Regions from separate parts of the Mus musculus genome. Here all the other regions are linked to region 2. A link is a loop called in an ENCODE intact Hi-C map of the cell type or tissue named here. Cell type or tissue: heart. All regions are shown on one strand.

Region 1 (8,000 bases), 170 kb after region 2:
GTCTTCATTATCATAGTTATCACAGAAGTGTAGCAAGTCCTAGTATTTGGTAGTGTTAGTTGGCCAGCAATTTCTTCAAGATTATCTTGACAGAAATCTCTGCATTTTTCATATACTGACAATAGTCTGTCAATACTCACAAATAAATAAATAAACCTACAATAAGTAATTAAATAATAAATAAATAAGCTTATAATAAATAAATAATTTCAAATGATCTCATTTAATCTGTCAGTCTATTTGTGGAATTAATTACATTTTTAATAAAGATAAAGTCTGTCTCTTTATCAGAGACCTATTGAATGAGAAAATGGAGGTGACTGTTGTGTCCAGTCAGCAGATCACAGGTCTGGGTTCTAGCCTGGAAAGGCATTTTGGAAACCTGGAAGAGAAGAGGGGCTAGGCTGCGCAAAATAAGGATGGAACCAAGACAAGGCTCTGCTCAAGGTTTAATTTTAAAGTCAGCAAACACGCTTTATAAAGAAGAGGGGAGGCCCGTCCCTGGCCAAGCAAGTTCCTTTGAAGTAGATAGGTCAGCCTTTTAGTGGGAACTCAGTTCGGTGAAGATCTCAGTTCGGTGCTAACTCCAGAAAGTCTTGGAAGAGAGGCCTCAGGCAGGTTGGGCCTCAGGCAGGTAGTAGCACATCAAAGGAGCAGCACAGCAGGTGGCTCCGCTTAAGCTGCGGACGGTCACAGCCAGCCTTGCTAGGCTGGAAGGAGGTAACAGAAGACCAGAAACCCCTCCCTCTGAGAATTAGAAGCCCTCCAGGTAATTCGGATAAATTCTAAAACCCATGGATAACTTTAAAGAGATGTAAAGGTCGTGTCAGAGGGAAAAAGTGAGGCAGAAATAATGTCTCTACAGATCAATATAGACTGGCTTTATCCCCTTATTGATCACTTATTGTGCTTAAATATACAGTACTGTTGCCAATATGTGTGTGAGGAGAAGGACATGGTTAAGTTCTATCTTGTCAAATTACAAATATTAAGGAGTATCAATGTGGAAAACAGCATTATTGATTGAAATGATTTCTTTAAAAGCCAAGGACCGAAGTACACACCCATGGAATGTTTGACAAATTGCCTCCAATGGCCAAGTCTTCCCCTCACTGGTATTCATCCCCTTTGGAGGAATTGTGTTGCTGTTGTTTTCTTAAGAGGCTCAGGGTAGCTTATATCTTTCATCAGTCTGGCTCCATTCAAGATTAGAAAAGCCACTCAAAGCCTTTCAGCTAATAAGGGGGAAGGAGCTCAAGGATTATGGAAAGGCAGAGAAAACAAGCAAGGACTAATGAGTGTAGGAAATCAGGCTGCCATTTCCCTCTCCTAAAGCAGAAGTCAGAATGCAAAGCCAGGATCCTTATCTTCTCACAGAGCAATCGGCCTGGCAGAAATGGGTCACAGAGATCACCCCCTGTGATGCAGGAGAAGCTGAGAGAGATGAAGAATTTACCTTTGCCCGTCCCTTCCCCTGTCTCCCAGTTGTCCTTGTCTCCCATTCATTGGTCCAGAGAGCAAAAAAGAAAGGAACTGTCCCATGATGTTAACCAAGGAAGAGTGGGGATGGCTGTGAAATAGCATTTGATACGCATTATGGCTCCAACAGGGAAGATGCCCTTCTTCTATTATGACAGCAGCTTAAATAAGTCAGATGACATTCCTCAGCCTGATTTTTTTCATGTATATTAGGAACTTCTCAGAATGTTTGTTATTATCAAGTGGACAAAGACACTCTTGGCTGTAAAACCACCATAAGGATACAGTGGCCTCATTATGACAGTAAGGGCCAAAAACAGTTGATAGAAATCCTCCCTTATTCCGAGAAAGAATATTAAGATACCAGCAACAGCTTCCCAGTAAAGACTTGGAATGCGTCTCCTCTCTCCTCCCTCTCCTTTTCTCTCATATCTTGTTCTCTCCTCTCTCTTTCTTTTCCCTCCCCATCCCCCCTCCATTCTCTCCTCTCCCCTCCCCCTTCCTCCCTTCATCCTCCCCTCCTATTCTGGCCAGAATTTGTTTTTCTTTTTTTCTTTCTTTCTTTCTTTCTTTCTTTCTTTCTTTCTTTCTTTCTTTCTTTCTTTCTTTCTTTCTTTCTTTCTTTCTTTGTCAACTTGATACAAGGTAGAGTTGTTTGGGAAAAGGAACCTCAATTGAGGAAAAATTTTCACTTGCCTGTAGGTGAGTCGGTAACGTATATTCCTGATTTATGATGGGGGGGGGGCGGGGAGGGAATCCATCCCAAGAGGGTCGGAGTGTCCTAGATATATATGAAAGCAGGCCGAGCAAGCTGTGAGAAGCAAGCCAGTCAGCAGAGTTCCTCCAGGCCCTTAAGGTTTCCTGTCTTGAGTTCCTGCCCTGTTACCTATGACCAGTGACATATAACCTAAGAGTTGTGAGCTGAAAGAAACCCTTACCTCAAGTGTCCTTTGATGTTTGTCACAGCAACAAAAAACCTAACGGTGACACCTCTCTTTCCCTCTCTTCTCTTTTTCTCCTACTGCTACTCCATCTAAATTCAAAGCCTGAGTTTTGTTAAGTCAGTCTGCTTTACCGATAGGAGACTTCCACATGCAAAGCCCCCTTGAGTTCCATGTTCAAAAAAGAATTGGCTGGAAGCAGAGACTGGAAGCTTTGGGGGTAGCAGTAACCACAAGGAGAATATGGTCCGGGAAACAGTGAAGGAAGTGGGGGCTACGGTGGGAAGTCCACAGGTTTCACTGCACGTACATAACAGCGGCCTCGTTATGACAATAAGGACCACAAACAGTTGAAAGAAATTCTCCGTTGTTCAGAGGTGAATAGCTTTAGGCCATCAAAAATGGCAGCTCTTAGAAAACCCTTGGCGCAATCATACATCAATATTCAGTTGGTCCTGGGAAAAGCGGGGTCTCCTCGCGGGATTCTTAGTCTCATCGATAAAAGAATTTAAGAACTGACTCAAACAGAAGCTCAAGGACAATTTTATTAGCCTTTAAATGAAAACCCCTAGGGCAGGCAAGCTGTAACCTCGGCAGTTGCTGGAGGAGAACAGAAGAAGGGGGGGGGGGGGAAGCCATTTAAGGGGGCGTGGAAATCAGACCCAGGCTGGACACGGGACTGGGAGGGAGGGGAGCTTTAGAAAAAGGATAAGGAAGTTCGAGTATCAGAAAAAAATGTACCTGGGTGACGGAGCCAGCTCAGTCAGTCAACAGGTTCTCCAGGGAGGGAGCGAGGATTAAAAAAGAAAAAAAAAAAAAAAAAGACAATTAGACAACGCTGTAGCATGACCCCAGCCAGTTGTGAGGCCGAAACAGGTTTATTTATTTATTTTTTCCAGTCTGCTTTTATAAAACCACTTAAGTACATGCAAAATAACGAGATCAGTTCTGGGTCAAGGAACAAGCAAGGCAATAAACAAAATCCCCTAAACACCTTTTCTAAGGGGCTAATCAGGATGACCAAGACAGAAGGCCTGCCCCACGTGCCTCAGCAGAGTCCTCTCTGAGCTCTGCATTAACTCAAATGTAAATATTCTTAAGCTGAGCCTGTTTCCTGAGTTCCAGCCCAAAGTCCGATTCCCACCTGAGCTTACTCCTTTGTCCTGGCGCGATGTCAAATTCTTGCCAAGTTTCTGGAAGTGGCTCCCAAAGCTCTCCATCCACACCTGGGCTCGAATGCCAAGGGAAAAGACAGGAAAAGGAAGTGGCAGTGGGAGAGAAAAGAGATAAAATGTGCTTTGTTTGCCTCAGACCTCAGAAAGTTGGGGAGCCCAAGCTGAATCTCATGGTGGCTGGTAGAGGGCGGGAATTTTTAAAAAACACAGTATCTCCTTAAAGGAAAGACATCCATGCCATCTGTCATCTTCTTCTCCTTCTCCTTCTCCTTCTTTTTCTCCTTCTCCTTCTCCTCCTCCTCCTCCTCCTCCTCCTCCTCCTCCTCCTCCTCCTCCTTCTCCTTCTCTTTCTCCCCCCTCCCCCTCTCCCTCCCCCTCCCCCTACCCCCTCCCTCTTCTAGCATGGCTTACATGGAGGTGAGCCTTCCTTCCTGTGGGTGGCACCTTGTCCAGGTTATTGGCCTGGCCCAGCTGGAATGTTAAGCTTCATCCAGGCCAGAGATTCTATTCTCTTAAGCAGACGAAGTTTTCCTAAGGTGTCTTCACTACAACTCTAACACAGTGAGATGGAAGAGAATCCCGGAGCAGATATGGAGGCCATTTTATAAGAGGAGTGGGTTATTTCATGATATTGCTTTACTGTGAAGAATTGCTTTTAAATGCCTTGGAGCCAGTTTCTCAGTTTTCTAATTGTTATTTTCCCCCAAGCAGTCTTCATGAGCTGATGGAAGAGTTCCTTGTTTCATAATGTTAAATTTGTTCAAATGGCATATAAAAAGTTTTAAAAGATTTTTTTTTCTCTCAAGTTCTGAGCCAGGACATTTGTATAACAATACATAACAGGTTTTTGTTGTTCAAAAAATTGTAGGTGCATGTGTAGCATTAAGAAGATGTTGATTAAGCCGTGGTGGTACACGCCTTTAATCCCAGCACTTGGGAAGCAGAGGCAGGCGGATTTCTGAGTTCGAGGCCAGCCTGGTCTACAAAGTGAGTTCCAGGACAACCAGGGCTATACAGAGAAACCCTGTCTCGAAAAACCAAACCAAAAAAACAAACAAACAAACAAACAAACAAACAAACAAACAAAAAGAAGATGTTGATTATGTCTTAAAATAGGGCTGAAGAGTTGGCTCAGTGCTCAAGAGCACTTGTCCTTGCAAAGGCCCTGGTTTGATTTCCTGCACCCACACAGAGTCTCACCACATCCTCAGGGACCAGGCATGTATGTGGCACACAGACATACCTGCAGGCAAAGCACTCACAGGAGTAAAAGAAATCTCAACTTTTAAAACAATAATTTTAAAATAATAAAGTGACACAAATAATAAAAGAATTGGCTAGAGATGTTAGGTTATTTCTGAACTGGGATTCTCATATCACAGATTACTAGTACATGACAGATGGATAGAACCATTTGTCAGCTATAAAATAATTTAGGCAACATGGTTTCTAAGATCCCTTGTAATTTCATTTGATTCAGAAAAGCTCTACCTTGAGGGGAGTAACAAAAGCACTGGTTTTGGCATTTGTCTCTTTAAATATCCTAGTAGCTACTTTGGAATGTTTAGCATAAAAACAACCAAAAGGAGGGATGGCTGACATAGCTCCTCTAAGTTTCTCTATATATGCTTCTATTTTGCTTTCCAAATTAGACAATGACACTAAAGTGGACCCATTAGCCAGTGGTGATTCCCAGACAGACAGAGACCATGAGCAAATGTCACACAGCTTGGGGGAACCAAGACAAACATCACCTTCTTCGCATCAGTACACAGTGCAGTCTGATCCTTCACCTTTGCTCCAGGCAGCAGCTTGGAGGGAAGGTGAATTCCCTGACAGGCAGGAGGGACCACAGGAGTCCTAGAGCTAACTAGGAAAGGAGGGACCTAGGAAAAGGGCTTCTTAAGCATTTAGCAAATAGAAGAATGGAGTCACAACGTGGGTGTAAACATATGGCCGCATCTCACTGGTCACTGCCCCTGGGTTGCAAAGGGTGTGGCCACAAACACTCCAACTGCTCTCTTGTGTACAGATCTGTTTCCTGTGACACTAGCTCACAGTGAAGAAAGACACCTGCAGAGGATTCAGTGACCCAGTATATCACTGACAATCTAGAAGCCGAGCATCCAAGAAGCAGTAACATATGGAGCAAAATATGACATGGACTTTCAAGTCATAAAGCAAGGGGGAAACTGAATGAAAAAGGAGGAGGAGGAGAGGAGGAGGAGAGGAGGAGGAAGGGGAAGAAGGAGAAGGAGAAGGAGGACAAGAAGAGGAGGAGAAGGAAGGGAGGAAGGGGAAGAAGAAGAAGAGGAAAAAGAGGAGGAGGAGGAAAGGGAGGAGGAGGAGAAGGAGGACAAGAAGAGGAGGAGAAGGAAGGGGAAGGGAGAAAGGGGAAGAAGAAGAGGAAGAAGAGGAGGAGGAGGAAAGGGAAAGGGAGAAAGGGGGAGAAAAAGAGGAGGAGGAGGAGAAATAAAAAGGAAAGGAGTCCTGGATTTCAGCACCAAATGAATGAAGAAAAAAAAAAGAAGTTACAGACATGATTGCTCATAGGTACACTAGAGGAGAAGGTTCATTGTAGATAAGAGGGAAAGCATAGTCACAGGCAGGGAGATTTGGGAGAGTCCAGAGTGTGTAAGACCCTGAACCATGTGAAGAAAGGGGGGAGGAGAAGGAAGAGGGGAAGAGAGAGGAATCAGTAGCCAGGAGGCCCTAAAACGGAGGGATAACCAACATGACTGGATTATATAGGGAAGGGCAGCTGGAGGAAGGGCAGCCTAGGCCCTGAGCTGGAGAAGTTTAGGGCAGGGTATCCCAGCCAAGAAGATCCTGTAACACTGTAGGGACTGAGGGAGATTGTGAGAACCTGGTGGCCATCTGTTAAATAAGCATCTCAACCATTTGTGCCAGGGTTTGAGACTTAATAGAAACCATGAGGTATGACCTCAGCAAATGGATGCTTCTAGTATTATTGTTATTGTTGTAATATGCCCTTGGAAGACGTTCTCTAGTAAACTTATCTTTAAGTGCTTTACGTCTGCTTTTTATTCATCTGATCATCCGGGGCCTGAGTGCACTCTGCAGCCTGAGCCATTGGGTTCCTATCCTTACTCATGGGTCTGTCACTACAGTGCTCCCCATTCTTAGTAACTCCTCCTCTTCTGAACCCCTCCACCCCTCCGAGCATGAATGATGATGAGTATAAGTTCTTAAGTTCTCTGATGTTAATTGAGGCTTACGATATTAAGCCAGCCAAATCAATAAAAGCTCGGTATAATTAAAGTTAAGCACCTCTCTTTTTTTGTGCTTCAGAAAAGCCATAATGATTCTCTTGCTCTTTAGGAAGGGTTGGCTGAAAGTCTATAGATTTTCAATAAGTTAAAATTTCCCAAGGGATTTGTTTCTCAGAGGGCCAAAAGAAAAAGGATAAAAAAGAATTTTGAGAGTACCGTATCTGGCAAGGATTGTAAAGATAATTACCCACATTAGTCACTTTTTATCCATTTTCTTTCTTTCTTTTTTCCTAAATAACTGGAAATGCAATCCAATATAACATTTTGTGATAATGGAAGAGAGCCCTTCCTGAAGTGTGAGTAAGCTTGAAGTATAAATCCAGTCGACGCTGCTGTAATGACTTGGCAAATGTTCCAATGTGCCATGTGAGATATCGCCTGAGATGATACCTTCAGAAGATACCAATTCCTGGTATTCATAACCTTGTGTTTGGGTGTTTTTCACTTGATATGGAGCTCTCTCAAGGGGTTATGGAAGGATTCTGGGCACTCTGCCTTTGTAGAACACGCAACCCATGGGGATTGTCTGTGCTCAGAAGCAATCAGAAGCAACCTTTTTCACTGCTTGGAGTGTCATGACTTCCCTGTGTGGGATGAGTTGGAAGAGGTATTAATGACACTTCATGTTATGTCTACCTGTCTCATATCTGTGGATGGTCTCTGATGTTTTCAGTGGTATGATAAATAGAGGTATTGCTGTGGTTGGATATGTGACTTCAGGAATCTTTCAAAGTAGCAAAACTGTACATATTCAAGCCCTTTGCCTTCTCTTTCCCACCATGCCTAGATGCCTCAAAAGTTAATTTCATGTGTCCACATGACTTAGCAAGGGGATACTAAATTACCTGGTAGGATATTATTTCCAGGCAACTCTCTATGAGGGTGTTTCTGTCATCCAACCTATTGAATAGAACAAAAAGATACCTTTATTTGCTCTGCTTAAGCTGAGACCATAGCTATCAGAGATATACACATAGATATCAGAAATCGTGTGTGTGTGTGTGTGTGTGTGTGTACATACTCCGACCCATAGATATCACAGATATCATAGATCCTGGGACTCAGACTGTTGGGTTCAGACCAGGATTTTTACCCCTTACCCAGCTTTTAAG
Region 2 (8,000 bases):
CCAAGTCAGGGAATTCGTCATTACTTTCTTCTGGATTCCAAAGGCATTAGCCATGCATGCAGTGCACATATCCATAGGTGAAAACACTCATACACAATAAATGAAAACAAATCTTTAAATATATATACTATATATAAAAATATATACTACATATTTAAAAAAAAAAAAAACAGAGGTGGGCAGGGCAAGCCTGCCTGGTGTGAAGTGGGAGGGCTTCCGGGTCCTTATGTCAGAGACAGCTACCCGTGCTAGGACAGTTACTATAGAATGGGGAAAACCGGAAGGGATCTGCAACAGCCAAGGTCGGTGACTAAGATGGTGAATTTTCACCACCAATTGGAATAATCTTAGAAGCACATCTTGGGTGTGTCCCTGAGGGTGTTTCTAGAGATTCCCAGCTAAGGAAAAATGTGGGTGGTGCTATCCCATAGACTGGGGTCCTGAGCTGAATTTTGAAAAAAGGGGGATTAGGGGAGCTGAAAGCCAGTGCTTCTCTCACTGCTTCTCGATTTATGGATAGAAGGAGCTCTGGTCCTGCACTGCTAGAGCAATGCCCTCCACTGTGACGGCCTGTCATGGTGGACTGTACCGTCCTAAACCATGAGCTAAAACAGACGCCTCCCTTAAGTTGCTCTAAGTCCTAGGAATGGGGAAGTCACAATCCAGTGACTGTCTGAGTCAGGGTTTCTATTCCTGCACAAACATCATGACCAAGAAGCAAGTTGGGGAGGAAAGGGTTTATTTGGCTTACACTTCCATACTGTTGTTCATCACCAAGGAAGTCAGGACTGGAACTCAAGCAGGTCAGGAAGCAGGAGCTGATGCAGCGGCCATGGAGGGATGTTTCTCACTGGCTTGCTTCCCCTGGCTTGCTCAGCTTGCTTTCTTATAGAACCCAGGACTACCAGCCCAGGGATGGCACCACCCACAGTGGGCCCTCCCACCTTAATCACTAATTGAGAAAATGCTTTACAGCTGGATCTCATGGAGGCATTTTCTCAAGGGAGGCTCCTTTCTCTGTGACAACTCCAACTTGTGTCAAGCTGACACACAGAACCAGCCAGTACAGTGACCTCCTTGGGATGCCTGGGGATCTGGGAATGGATGTAAAATCACAAGTTCTCCAGTAACAATTGAAGCCTGGGATCAGAGGGTCTGAGGCTGAGCATAGCATCATTGCTGTCAACCACACAGCCCAGGCCTTGAGACCAGCAGCATCCCTGCTCACGTGCTACCCTGCACATGGAAGCCTCCTCTGGGCGTGGCATGATTGGTGCTGATGGACCAGCGCTGGAGCCAGCCTTGGTGCAGAGCCCAGTCCTTATGCACTTTTCATGCAATTTGAAGTTGATAGCCCAGTCCCTTTGCTAAGAGCACAGCCCAGAACCTAGGGAATAACGGTTTAATCCTTGCCTTGCCTCTTGATGCCTTCTAAGAAGTGCAGAAGAGAAACTTTCAAACACTGTCGGAGGAGGTAGAAGACTCTGAGCTGGCTCAGTTGTGCCCGAGATTTATAAAACAAACTGTCAGGACTTAGCTCTACTTGATTTGGGCTGCAGAGGGGGAGCAGGGTTCAGGAACTTCAGTAAACTATAACCCCAAAGAAGAAGAGCAGTTGTCACAGCACATTCGAGTGGCTCCTGGATCTCCACTGTGGGTCTCACAGGTAAACCTCTCCTTCCTGTACCCACTGTCAAGGAATACAAGATAGGGTGTGTCTTAGTTAGGGTTTTACTGCTGTGAACAGACACCATGACCAAGGCAAGTCTTAGAAGGACAACATTTAATAGGGGCTGGCTTACAGGTTCAGGGGTTCAGTCCATTGTCACCAGGCCAGGAGCATGTCAGCATCCAGGCAGGCGTGGTGCAAGAAGAGCTGAGAGTTCCACATCTTTATCTGAAGGCCGCTAGCAGAATACTGACCTCCAGGCAGTTAGGACGAAGGTATTAAAGCCCACTCCCACAGTGACACACCTACTCCAACAAGGCTACACCTCCTAATAGTGCTACTTCTTGGGCCAAACATACAAACCCTCACAGGGTGTGTCCCTACATTTTTCAGGACCTTAATGCAACAAAAGTTGCCTTCCTGTAACAGCTGGAAAGAAACAATAGCAGATCTCCATTGTAGTCCAGACTCCTTAAAGGACCAGCTGCAGTGCAGCTAGAGTTACAAGCAGTAGTGAGCTGTTCAGTATGGATTCAGGGAACCAAACCCAGATGCTTTGGACGAGCAGCAAACATCCTTAACTGCTGAGCCATCTCTCCAGGCGCCCTCGCTTTTTTAACGGCAGCCAGTCTCATGTAGCCCAGGCTAACCCCTAACTCATTACATGGCTGAGGGTGATCTTAAACGTCTGACCCTCCTCCCTCTAGCTCCTGGTATCAACATTAGTCTTTTCTCCGGAAGAGTATCGCTATTGTACAAACCCAGGCAATACAAAAACCGCAACATTCCGTGAGAGCTAGAGCCCAAGGTAAGGGTGGCGCGCTCCAGAAGGGGCGTGGGTGTTTGCCTATGGAGCAGCCTGCACTGGCCACTCCCCCAGCAAATCCCAGCCAGGCCGCCGGTTCTCTCTGAGCCCGGCTCCAAGGCAGTGCTGGTGAGCAGCTTGTCATGATGGGAACATGTCTCATTCCTTTCTGTCACGGTCAGATGCTCAACAGTTTCCTGGGATTTGGAGCAAGTTGTTCACGTTCTTGACTGATTGCTCATCTGTTAGAAAGATTCAGGGGAGGGCCCCAAGATTGCTGGCAAAGACTGACCCTAGAGGAGGAAGCAAAAGTCATGGCTATCCAACTGCCCAGAGTAGTAGCTCTCAGCCTTCGTAATGCTGCAACCCTTTAATACAATTCCTCATGTTGTGGTGACATCCCATCCCCACCCCGCCTATGACATTATTTCTGTCGCTACTTCGTAACTGTAATTTTTCTTCTGTTATGAATCATAATGTAATGTCTAATATCCAGGATATCTGATATTCAAGGCCTGTGAAAGATGATTGGATGGCCAAGGGGGTCGTATCCTTTCTGAGGCTAACGGGAGGGGGTGGGGATGAGAGGGAGGGGCTAGGAAGAGAGGTGGGAGGGGAAGCTTCGATCTAAATGTTAATCAATAACTTAATCAATTTTAAAAAGAAAAAGAAAAGAAAAGGCCGTTCTATTGATGAGCACTGTGCTCTGTGGTCACCACAATCTGGACACATCTTGTTGGTTGGATCCCTAGTTGGCAAGGTCATGTGCAGGGTAAATTCAGACACACGTCTTTTCCAGAGTGAGCACCGGGGTGGGGGCGGAGGGTCCTGGGAAGACAGAGAGTTCTTCGGCTACCTACATTCTTTAAAAATCTACTAGTTTTGCCCAATGATTTGGTCAGCCTTGACCAAAGAAGCATTTTTTAAGGGAAATTTCACTCCTACATCCACTTCCAAAGTAATGTTCCTGCTGTCCACCAGGGGGCGATTGAAACGCGGCCCCGAAATCAGAACCAGGAGGCGCTGTGAGTCTGAAGGGAAAGCAGCAGCAGGAAATAGGTGGCTTTACGCAGTGATTCTTGTAACAAAACTCACCAACCAACCCTCTTAACTTTTCTAGGATTCTCTGGTTAGGTTTCCACTCTGGTGCTGTAGGGGTAGATGTTACTGCTCCCCGACGTGATCCAGAAAGGCCAAACTCTCTCTCTCTCTCTCTCTCTCTCTCTCTCTCTCTCTCTCTCTCTCTCTCTCTCTCTCTCTCTCTCTCTCTCTCTCTCTCTCTCTCTCTCTCTCTCTCTCTCTCCTCTACCGCACAGAGTGTTTCCACCCTGCTACCGAATTGCCTCGATATTCGGTGGATTATGGCATCAATCTGAGCCGTGCACAAGGTCAAAGAACTTGGTGGCTTCTTGCTCGAAGTATGGGCAGGTACAGCATTCATTTCACAAGCAAGCAGCCACTGTCTTACAGGGCTCATGCAGCCAAACCGTGCCTTTTTCTTGAGTAGGACCAGCCCTCAGACACTGCTCTGCCCGGTCGCCATCTTCTCGTCACTGTGTGTCACTAAGAAATGGGTCATCTTTGCTGTTAGAGTAATTTTGTTTCTGGTTGAAAAAATTGTAGCATGCATATGTTTCCAAGGCTGGGACATAGTCAGTGAAGAGGAAGACCAGGAGAAAGCGCAGACTAGAGCAGCAGTTTTATCTGACCCTGCTTGGTTCAGGCTACTGAATTGAGTGAGGCTCTGCATCCGTAGGCTCTGCATTCTAAATTAGAATGATCTGGTCCTTTGGAAGTTCCTAGGATTTGAGAGGTGACTTAGTAACCATCTCTGACCTCTCTGGGGGCTGGCTCACTGGTACCCAGCTTCCAAATCCTAACAGTGAGGTAGAAGCAAGCTCAAGACTTACTTTACTCTGCCTGTCGACTTCCCAGTTGGTATAAGCCAGGCATTCCGACAGAAACCCATCACTCCTCGTGGTTTGTCTGTGGAGCTAGGTAAGTAGGCTTTTGTGAGCTGGCCTTGGGAGCTTGCCCATTATGTGTAATTTCAGAGCTGTGGGATACGAAGCTCACATTCTAAATGACTGCCTCACTGGCTTTTAGAATTTTCCTGAAATGAGTATATTGCTGATTGTGAACAACCTGGGTCGTTTTTTGGTTTTGTTTTGTTTTCTGTAAATGACCAGAAATGGGCTGAGAGAGAGTTGGGGGTAAATCAGAATATTTCTGAACGGCAGAATCCATCTCTTTGTGAAGAAGGCTGACATGCCTCGGGAAGGGAAGCGGGGTCATGCTGGTTCTTAAATGATTAGTCAAAGGGAACTGTGAGGCGTGCCTCTCACCCTTCATCCTGGCTCTGCGTGTAAATGTCTGTGTCTTAGAGGAGAGGCAGAAGCCGAGGAGAATGTACTGAAAGCTGAGACGCACTGGAAATGCCTTCCGCGGTGAAGATCAGGCTGTCCCAGGAAGATCAATTCTGCAGAACAAAACTCAGTGATGGCTTTGGCTTGGACATGCAGGCTGCGCATCTCCCACATACTGCCTCCATGAGCTGAGGCAAGGTGGAGGATAGGGGCCATTCTTCAGTCACCAGAGATGATGTGAAACACAGGGTAACACATGGCACACCACATCGATCTGACAGGATGTGTTGCTGTGACCATATGCTCGCCCACAAACTTGGGCAGACAAGAAAACATCTTTACATTTAAGAAGCACAGTTTAAAATAAAATTTTAAAAAAAATGTGTGTTTGTATAAACACTGCAAGTTCCTGCTAGAAGCTGGCAATGTTGGGTTTCTTAGGAAGTGAAAGAAAACTGCCTTTAGCATGCAGGCTGGGCACTGACAGCCTCCATCTATCAGAAGACATTTTATCCCTGGCATTCTCTCATCTCAGTGGTTGAGCCCTCTCCGTTATCCTTTTCTCCCGGCTTTTTGGCTATTTGTTCTTCAGAATTCTGGCAGATCTTGGCTGCCGGCGCTCTATCACTAGACACAGAGACTGAGACATGATGACTTACAAAGAAGAGAGGTGCCGTCATGCTAATGGTTCTACAAGCTGGGAAGCCCAATCCCACGATGCCCACAATTGGTTGGCTCCTGGCAAGGACCTCATTTTGCTCCAAATCATGGTACCGACTAGGACAAGCAGAAGTGATTATTAGAAGTGAAGCACCCAGCAACCCTGACTTTTGATGAACTCACAGTGAGGTAGCTGAGCCTGTGAGCAATGACGCACTCACTCCCATCACCCAGAGAAAGGTATCAGACTCTTTGCAAGGCCTCTGTCTCTTACCACCACTTCCCAGCAGGCTTGAGTTTCCAGCATCCCCATACTGGGATCCAAGGGTCCACATGAGTTTTGATGGAGATCAACCACCCTCTCTGCTTGTGTTACTTGTGTCAATTTCTTAGACTGTTAACTCTCTTGAGTAGAGTTTCCTAAAGTCTCTCCACAAAGCACAGCTTTGAAGATGTTGTATGAACAAATAAATAATAGGTGTATACAAACGAATGCTTAAATCCCACATCCTAGAGGAGCCTCTGCCTACACCCAGGGCCCAAGCTGTGTCCTAGATGCAGAAAGTATTGTATGAATAGATGGCCAAATTTCACAAGTTTTGTTAAACTTTAAAATATATGCCTTTAATTATAGAACTTTAATTAGCCTTAATACATAAAAAAGCATTGGGAACGAACCCCGACCTCTCATGCCTTTTACAGAAATTAATTCAAAACGGATTATGGATTTAAATGTAAAACTAGAAGGGTGTGTTCAAGTTTAAACAGATTTAAATGTAAGAGTAGAGCCAGCAAAACTTTCAGAAGAAAACATAAAAGATTCAGGACTACGGGCCAGGAGAAAGGTGATTAGACATGACACCAAAGTGCAAGGCATGAAAGAACAAAATAAATTGGATTTCATCAAAGTGAAAAACTTTTGTGCTATGAAAGACCCAGTTAAGCAAAGGAAAAGACAACCTCCAGCCTCAGAGGAAACGCCTGTCAGGCTGTCACTGACAGAGGGCTGACAGGCGTGTCCAACCTTTGACACTGCGACACAAGGTCACCATCTACAGAGTCCATGCTTGAGAACCAAGCAACCGAGTTACAAAAAAGGAAAAAGAAATGGAAAGGGAAGGGAAGGGAAGGGAAGGGAAGGGAAGGGAAGGGAAGGGAAGGGAAGGGAAGGGAAGGGAAGGGAAGGGAAGGGAAGGGAAGGGAAAAGGGAAAAGGGAAAAAAGGGAAAAGGGGGAAAAGGGGAAAAGGGAAAAGAAGGGAAGGGAAGGGAAGGGAAGGGAAGGGAAGGGAAGGGAAGGGAAGGGAAGGGAAGGGAAGGGAAGGGAAGGGAAGGGAAGGGAAGGAAAGGAAAGGAAAGGAAAGGAAAGGAAAGGAAAGGAAAGGAAAGGAGAGAGAGAGAGAGAAGGAGAAAGGAAGAAAGCAAGCAAGCAAGCAAGCAAGAAAAAACAAAAAGAAAGGACACATGTGCATATGTGTGCACACACACACACCCCTCATAAAAGCTTAAATAAGTTATGATTTTGGGTTGATGCCTTTCATAGTATCCTGGGCTGTGTAGGGGCCTGTGGACTACAGGGTGGACACACCTAGCAGAATCTAGACTTTAAAAAGAACGTTTAAAACTCAACAAGAAGCCTGGTGGTGGTGGTGACACGTGCCTCTCATGCCAGCACTGGGAAGGCAGAGGCAAGCAGATCTCTGCAAGTTTGAGGCCAGCTTGGTCTATAGAGTGACAACCAGCACTATGTCGAAAGACCCTGTTCTCCCTCTCCAAACGGGGGACGGAGGAAGGAAAGGCAAACACCACAACTTCTCAACAACAAAAGCATGGAGTAGAGAGGTGACTCAGCAGTGAGGAAGCCATTTTATTCTGTCAGAAGAGCTGACATCAGTTCCCAACACCCACGCTGGATGGCTGATAACCACCTGTAATCCCAGTTCCAGCACACACACACACACACACACACACACAGAGTTAAACAAGTTTTTAAAAGCAAAGCTGAAAAATCTAGTTACAAAGTGAACCAAGGATATGAACAAATGCACCATTAAAGAGAAGATACAGATGAAAAAAATATAAACATTAAAATACATTCAACACCACTGGCCATCAAGAAGATGCAAATGTAGGTCTGGGGAAATGGGAAAGTGGGTAAAATGATAGCCATGCAAGCTTCATAAACTGAGTTCACATCCCCAGAGTCAAAAACCAGATGATGCGGTATAAGAATCCATCACCCAAGTGTTTCTATGGGGAGAAGGAAGAGAGTAAGAGGATAGTCTTTGAAAGCTCCCAGGTCGGCTAGCCTGGCATATGAAGTGGAAAAATACCAAAGAGACCCTGTCTTAAACAAGGTAGAAGACAGAACAGACTCCCAAGGCTGTCTTCTGACCTCCACTCACATGCTCTGGCACACTGAATTTACACACACACACACACACACACACACACACACACACACACATATCTTCTCACACAAACACACACACATTCCAGTGT
Region 3 (8,000 bases), 160 kb after region 2:
ATCAAAGAAAACATGGACAGTATGCACTCTCCCTTGGATTTTCTAATAGTGGCAATTATTAGCTTATTGTCCCGTGAAGAGCTGAGGTGCCGACTCAGTGCCATAGGTTTAAAACAGTGGGTCTTAGCCTTCTGAAGCGACCAGTGTTTCTGAATGCTGCCCGTGTGAGACTTTGTGCCACATGCTTTACCCTATTGTCTTTTTAAAAAGATTTGTTATTCACATGTAGGGGTGTGTGCCTGCGTAACTTTACGTGTACCGCAGAGCAAATGAGTTGGATTGGCTGTTGACCCAGGAAGTGGTGGAACCTGCTGCCTGCCGGCACAGCTCAGATCTGTGTCCCTGCCGGGGCAGCATATGTCTCTAAATGAGAACTCACTGCTCCATGCTGAAAGCCAGCTCTGGTGGAAGAAGAAGGAGTCTCAGTAATAAAACAGGTCAAAGACCAGACCATAAAACTGGACTCACCTAGGAACCAAGCCTCTGGACATGTTTGTGATGTTTAGCCATCTCTAAATTGGGTTGGCCCAGGAAGGAAGTGGCACCGTTCTATGGTCTGGAGATACAGACTGGATAAAGGGGAAAGCAAGCAAACTAAACTATGTCCTCTCCCTCTCTCCCTCCCTCCCTCTCCTCTCCTCTCTTATCTCTCCCTTCCTCTCCCTCCCTCTCCCTCCCTCCTTCTCTCCCCTCCCTTCCTCTCTCCCTCCCTCTCCCCCTCCCCCTTCCTCCCCTTCACCCCTCTCCTGACTCCTCTAGGACTCATCACTCTCACCTTCCCACCATGACTGTTCCCTAGAACTCTAAACGAAAATAAAGCGTTCCTTCCCCCAGTCCAACATTTTGTAATAGCAGTGAGGAAAATAGCTAGGACAAACTCTTCAAACTTCGACCTAATGGGCCAATCTAATAAATTATAGAACACGGCACTTCTTTATGCAGTCTCCAGAAAGCTAAACTCAGAAGAAATACGTGTGATTACAACCAACGGCTATTCCAGAGTACAGGAAAAAAAATACAGGGTGTGTTGAGCAGAAAGAGTGGCTGTCCTTTGGCTCAGGCTGTGATTCTGGGGCAAAGACAAGGCTGAGCAAAGCAGAGAAGAGCCGAATTAAATCAGGGTCAGGGCACAGAGACCAGGCTGGGGCAGGTTAGTACACAGCTGCTCTGGTAAGATCGCCGGGACTCACTTTTAAAGTTACCTTTGGTTGGGTATTGTGATACATGTCTTTAATCCCAGCAATGGGGAAGCAAAGACAGACCCAATTTCAAGGCCAGCCTGGTCTATATAGTAAAATCCAGGATAGCCAGGACTATATAGAGAGCCCTTGTATCAAAAAGGTAGGTACATACACTCACATACATACATACATACATACATACATACATACATACATACATGCTACCTTTAAACTCTGGTCTTATCTGACATTATTTTAAATGTATTTCACCTTAGCTGACAGAAAATCTACTTGGGTCTTTCTAGGGATCCAGCTTATGCTGGGTGATTCTATAGAAAACTATATAGAGAGGGAAGACTGTTGGTTTAAATCTTGGTCCCCCTCATAACTAAGTATGGTATGAGACCAGAGGAGAAATTCAGTAAGCATGAGCAAAAACAGCAAAGAAGAGAAGAAAGAATCCATGCCCATTAACAAACAAGTTGAAACAGGTCTGGGACTCAGAGTGGCCAGCAGGTGGGGGACAGCAGAGCTCTTTCAGCTGTGGGGTGGGACACAGCAGGAAAATGCTGGCGACCAAGGCCCTACCTGCTAGGAGATGAGAAGCTAGGGGCTCCCCAGTCATAAAGAAGGGATGGAGTGCAAAACTGAGAAGTTCAGCCTTTGACAAGCATGGGGAAAGCATGGCCTGGACCCTGCCTGGAGGAACTAGACAATAATGAGCCTTTGACTCATGAAGACACAGGAAGATAGAGAGAGCAGGTGCCACAATTCGGACGGATGCCTCACAGTGAGGAGGATTGATAGCCCAAAGCCCCGGCTGCAACCATCCTTCACTGGTGCCAGTGTTAGTCCCTACAGCAAAGCTGAACCAACCAGAGGGTCTGTGTACTGGTCATAGAGAAGGTTTGAGGGTCAGCAGAAAGAGAAACCTACCTGATTATTGCACATCTTCCTAGTGGCTCGTCTATGATTTATTTGTTCAGTGCCCTGGATCATAGAGGAAGCAGAGCAAGACTTTTTTGGTCTGGTAAAAGATCTTTCTCTCCCATTCTTAGGAAAAAAAAAAGTAAAAGGGCATTGTTTGAGCCACTACCTAGGGAAAGAAGACAGTGACACAGTTTATCCCAGGACCGTCGCTTCTGGAGAGTGGATTAAAGAAAAGAAAGTGTCCTTGCAAAGGCCTGGAGCTCCTACCCTGTCTTAGCCCAGCTCCAGGCCCTGGCAGGACAGTCCCCTGTCTAAGGTGGCCTTATACCACTCTTACTTCCTGTCTTGCTATACTTACTACATAGTTTTTTTCTTTCTTTCTTTTTTTTTTTTTAAGATTTATTTATTATATGTAAGTACACTGTAGCTGTCTTCAGACACTCCAGAAGAGGGCGTCAGATCTCATTACAGATGGTTGTGAGCCACCATGCGGTTGCTGGGAATTGAACTCAGGACCTTCGGAAGAACAGTCAGTGCTCTTAACCTCTGAGCCATCTCTCCAGCCCCAGTACATAGTTTTCAATGACTGCCCGGTTATCTGTCCCTCCAGATAGCCTGCTGACTCTAAGATGAGTGCCATGTCTATTTCTTAGTTTTTGCCTTTGTGTTCCAACCCCCCCAAAACCAAAGCCTATACTTTCTTTTATTTGTTTATTTTTAAATTTCTCACTGGTTATTTTATTTACTTAAATTTCAAATGTTATCCCCCTTCTCTGGTTCCCCTCTACAAACCCCCTATCTCATTCCTCACCCCCTGCTTCTATGAGGGTGCTCCCCTACCCATCCACCTCCTCCTGCCTCACCCCCCCCCCAACATTCCCCTACACTGGGGCATCAAGTCTTCACAGGACTTCCCCTCCCACTGATGTCCAACAAGGCCATCCATGTGTACTCTTTGGTTAGTGGTTTAGTTCCTGAGGGCTGGGAGGGGGGGGGGTGTCTATATTTTCAATGCTCAGCAATTAATTGTTGAATGAAAGGGAAAAAGAATGAAAGACAGGAGGGAGGATGAAAGAGAGGGAGGCAGAGGAAGGGAGAGGAGGAGGGAGAGGATTTTATCTCCAATTTTAACCGTAGACAAAACCAAACATGTTTTGTAAGCAAGAGACTCAAAGGTAAGTGTTAGGCTGGCATGGTATAAGTAAGACGCTTGCTGAGTTCAAACCCTGTTATCTAAAACATATAAAGTTGCCCTCTGACCTCTTCATGTGTGTATACTCTCTGCCTTATTTAGGATTTGACTGCTGTGAACAGATATCACGACCAAGGCAACTCATAAAAACAACATTTAGTTGGGACTTGGTTTACAGGTTCAAAGATTCAGTCTAGTATCATCAGGGTGGGAGCATGGCAGGATCCAGGCAGGCATGGTGCAGGAGAATCTGAGAGTTCTACATCTTCATCTAAAGGTTGCTAGCAGAATACTGGATTCCAGGCAGCTATGATGAAGGTCTTATAGCTACACCCACAGTGACATACCTACTCCAACAGGGCCACACCTCCAAATAGTGCTACTCCTTGGGTACAGCATATACAAACCTCTGTCTTTCTGTTTCTCTGTGTCTCTGTGTCTCTGTGTCTCTGTGTCTGTGTCTGTCTCTGTGTCTCTGTGTCTGTGTCTGTGTCTGTGTCTGTGTCTGTGTCTGTGTCTGTCTCTCTCTCTATTTCTCTTTATGTGTCTGTGTGTGTGCATCTCTCTCTTTCTCAATGAATAAATAAAATCTAAAAGTATTTTCTTTTAAGGTAAGTATTGTTTCTAAGCTTCCAACATAGAAGCCTCCTGAGGACTGCGGTACAGCCTCCTAAAATCCCTCTCTGCACAGAACATGGAGCCGGAAGACCAAAAATTACAAGAAGAAGAATAGATTACAAGATACATAGTATAACTTAACGGTAATTTCTAGGTCAGTCTCGAATAGTTACCATTAATAATTACAAGCTTTTATTGAACCCTTTCTATTTTCAGAGTGCTTTACAGTCACTAATGTGTTATTCCTCACCACAGCCTAAGAAATAGACCATTATTATTATCACATTACGCATGCACCAAGGATGTCACGTTGGATTTAATTGACCCAGGAATGTAGCTATTTTTAGTAGGTCATTTGGCCCTCTGCTTTCTGGTCTTAAAAAAATCTATGCCTGCTGCCTGGGGGGTGGGGGTGGGTTGCTGCTAAAGCGCAATTTAGAAAGAAACATTGTAGACAGCTGAGAGAATCACAGCAGCCAAGTGGGTACTAAATTTCTGAGAGGAAAGAGATGCCAGAAGGCCACCTCAATGTGTTCCAAAACTATGCACATTTGCTTCTGACCATTTGCTAAAAGATGACGTTTCTGCTAAGGTTGCTGCCACCTTGGAAATATGGATTTTATTTAACATACACGGATCTGGAAAAAAACACTTATGTAATTTGGTCTCACGATGCTGAAGCTTGTTTCTCATCAGTGGCAATTCTGACTTCCAGGACCAAACCCATTTTGTTTGTATAGGAGTTATATATGTTGATGCATGTTCACTCTGAGGACTAAAGCCATTATAATCACATACTGAGGGTAGTGTTCCCCATAAAAGGCTGGTAAATCTGTAGAATGGTGTTTAATTATTCAAACAGCTTCTCATATTTATTTATTTCAATTGTGGGTCACTGTCTTCAGACACACCAGTAGAGGGCTTCCTCTCCCATTACAGATGGTTGTAAGCCATCCTGTGTTTTTTGTTTGTTTGTTGAGTGCAATATGACTTGGAGCTAAAGGAGCATAATGGGTCATTGGTTTAACAAGTGATTCAATGTGATTGGTGTCCTTATAAAGGAGGGGAAATTTAAAATGCAATAGTTCATTAATTCTCTAAGTATTTTATACAATATATTTGGATCATATTCACCCCATTCTCCCCAGATCCTCCTTCCAAACTCCATGTGTTTCTTTTTTCTGTTGTTGTTAAATAACCTGCAGAGTTCAATTTGTGCTCAAACTAATGGGTTTAAGGCCATCTACCAGAGCGTGGTTAATTTACCAGGGGACCACTCTCCAAAAAAAAAAGACTCTCTCTCCAGAATCTATCAACTATCAATAACTCCTTAGAAAGTGGGTAAACTGTAACATGGAGACAGATATGTCAAAAGGAAGATGCTCATGGAAAAAGCCAAGGAATCCCAAAGGACAGGTAAGGACCAGAAGCTAAGGGAGGGAAAGAAATAGCTTTTCTCCTGGCTTCAGAAGGAAGGTGTCTCTACTAAGACACTATGAGGTGTTCCTTATGGCACACTGAAGAAACTAAAACAGGCTTCTTGATGGCTTAATATCAAAATTAGTTAAGAAATGACAGACTGCACAACCCACTGCCACAGCATCCAGTTATTCCCAGTGCTGTCACCTCCCGTTGTATAATAACCATTGACTGTAACTGTACAGAAAATAACCCTCATCAACCAGGCCGTTAGGAAACATTTTAAAGTATTGCATTGTCAACTACAATCCTAGCCACAGCTTAACGTATAGAGGTGACTTCTAAAAAGTAAATGGCCTCAGTGTCACTATATCCTAGTTGGTTAAGTGGTCCTCATTTGGAAATACATACTTTGGACACATAGAAAACACTGATTTTGTTTTTGTTTTTGTGTTTTTGTTTTTGTTTTTGAAGATAGGTATTTATTCACTCACTCACTTTACATCCTGATTGTGGCCTCTTGTCACTCCTCTCTTCCCAGTTCCATCCTTACAAACCCCCCACCCCCCATTACTCATTCCCTTTCTCTGAGGAAAAGCCCCCTGCTTGGATGCCACCTCACCCTGGGTCATCCAATCGCAGTAGGCCAAGTGCATCCTCTCGTACTGAGGCCCAACCATGTAGTCCAGTTAGGGGAACAGGATCCAAAGGCAGGCACCAGAGTCAGAGACAGCCCCTGCTCCAGTTGTTAGGGGACCCTCATGAAGACAAAGCTGCCCACTGCAAATGTGTAGAAGACCTAGGTTCAGCCCCTGCTGGCTGCTTGGTGCTTCCGTTTCTGTGAGCCTCCATGGGCCCAGATTAGTTTACTCTGTAGGATTCCTTGTGGTGTCTTTGACCCCTCCTGCTCCTTCAGTCCATCTCCTACTCATCCACAAGACTCCCCAACCTCTGCCTGATGTCTGGCTGTGGGTCTCTCCATCTGTTTCCATCTGCTGATGAATGAGACCTCTCAGGGGTCAGTTATGCTAGGTTCCCACCTGCAAGCAGAGCAGAGTTTCATAAATAATCTCAGGGATTGGTTCTCATATAGGGTGTGTCTCAAACTGGGATGGTCATTGGTTGGCCCTCACCTCAATCTCTGCTCCCTCTTTATACCTGTGCATCTTGTACGCAGGACAAATTTTCGGTCATAGGTTTTGTGGGTGGGTTAATGTCCCCTCCTCCCTCCGCTGGAAATCCCACCTGGCTACAGAAGGTGGCTACTTCAATCTCCATATCCAAAACAAGAACTTTTATTATAAAAAAATTTAATTACCTTTGAGAATATCATATATGCATACAATGTATTTTAATCACATCTACCCCCAAGACTCCTCAACAAGTCTCCCACCTAACTTCCTTTCCTTTTCTTTCCTTTTTCTTTTAAATAATCTACCAAATGCCAACGAATCTTGCACACATGAGCATGTGGGGTCCCTCACAATGGCATGGGCAACCTACTAATGGCCAGCCCCCGAAGAAAAAAGGACAGTAATATCAAATTATTAAGCTTAATTTTCTTATTGTGATTAAATAGCATAAAATTTGCCAGTCCTTTTTTGACAACTACTTGGTGGCATTAGGTATAGTCACATGCTGCCAGCCAGCCAGTGGTGACATACGCCTTTAATTCCAGCACTTGGGAGGCAGAAGCAAGCAAATCTCTGAGTTTGAGGCCAGCCTGGCCAACAAAGCAAGTTCCAGGTCAGCCAGGGCTATACAGAGAAACTCTGTCTCAAAGTAAACAAACAAACAAACAACTAATAAATAAAAAAAAAATAAAAGTATGATCACAATGTTCTGTGAACTGTTGTTGATTTCCAGAACTTCTTTTGTTTGTTTGTTTGTTTGTTTTTCAAGATAGGGTTTCTCTGTGCAGTCCAGGCTGTCCTAGAACTCACTCTGTAGACCAAGTTGGCCTCAAACTCAGAAATCCACCTGCCTCTGCCTCCCAAGTGCTGGGATTACAAGCATACACCACCACTGCCCGGCGCTTTCCAGAACTTATTATCATCCTCCATATAAAACTTGTACCATTAAAATATAATTTTTTAATCCTCTGTTGTGCCCATCATCAGTCTCTGAGAGTCTCTAGTTGACCTTCTGTCTCATGAATATACCTATACTAGTTACCTTGTATAAGCAGAATTAACAATATTTATCCTTTCCCAATTGGCTGATTTCACCTAGTAAAACAGACTCAACTTTCTTCCTTGTTGTAGTATGTATTAGACTTCTCTGTCTCTGTCTCTCCCCCTCTCTATCTCTCTGTCTCTGTCTCTCTGTGTGTGTCTCTCTCTTTCTCTCTCTGTCTCTCTCGGTCTGTTTCTCTGTCTCTCTCTCTCTCTGTCCCTGTCTCTGTCTCTTTCTTAGACAGAATCTCTTTACACAGCCCTGGCTGTCCTGCAACAACTCTATATACAGAGCAGACGGATCTCTAAATCACAGAGATCCACCTGCCTCTTCCTCTGGAGTGCTGAAATTAAAGGCATGTGCCACCTTGCCTGGTTTCCTTTTTTTTTTAAGCTAAATAATATTTTGTTTTGGTTATTAGTTCTCCTATTAATAGTCAATTGAATAATGAATATATTTTGACCCCTGTAAAGATCACCTTTATA

What was found. Hi-C counts contacts between places; a loop is a spot of excess contacts. Peaks named below come from ENCODE experiments on the same cell type or tissue, not always from the same donor. Only the 100,000 strongest peaks of a DNase experiment are listed, where the experiment ranks them.
Region 1: a loop joins it to region 2, with 2.3 times the contacts of the local background. A loop is called at or near these places in 4 of 42 quality-filtered maps.
Region 3: a loop joins it to region 2, with 3 times the contacts of the local background. A loop is called at or near these places in 6 of 42 quality-filtered maps.

Annotation. Positions count from the first base shown.
Region 1 is chr8:34,983,771-34,991,770 of GRCm38, reverse strand. No RefSeq gene overlaps it. Among named protein-coding and RNA genes, the nearest start is that of Tnks, 22 kb to the right of the region's middle. In heart, no CTCF peak of the experiment used is centred here; no DNase peak of the experiment used is centred here; H3K27me3 peaks cover 501 bases.
Region 2 is chr8:35,154,990-35,162,989 of GRCm38, reverse strand. No RefSeq gene overlaps it. Among named protein-coding and RNA genes, the nearest start is that of Gm34474, 60 kb to the left of the region's middle. In heart, a CTCF peak has its summit at 3,461 (motif pointing right); no DNase peak of the experiment used is centred here; H3K4me3 peaks cover 413 bases; H3K27ac peaks cover 1,139 bases.
Region 3 is chr8:34,997,769-35,005,768 of GRCm38, reverse strand. No RefSeq gene overlaps it. Among named protein-coding and RNA genes, the nearest start is that of Tnks, 36 kb to the right of the region's middle. In heart, a CTCF peak has its summit at 4,826 (motif pointing right); no DNase peak of the experiment used is centred here; H3K27ac peaks cover 558 bases.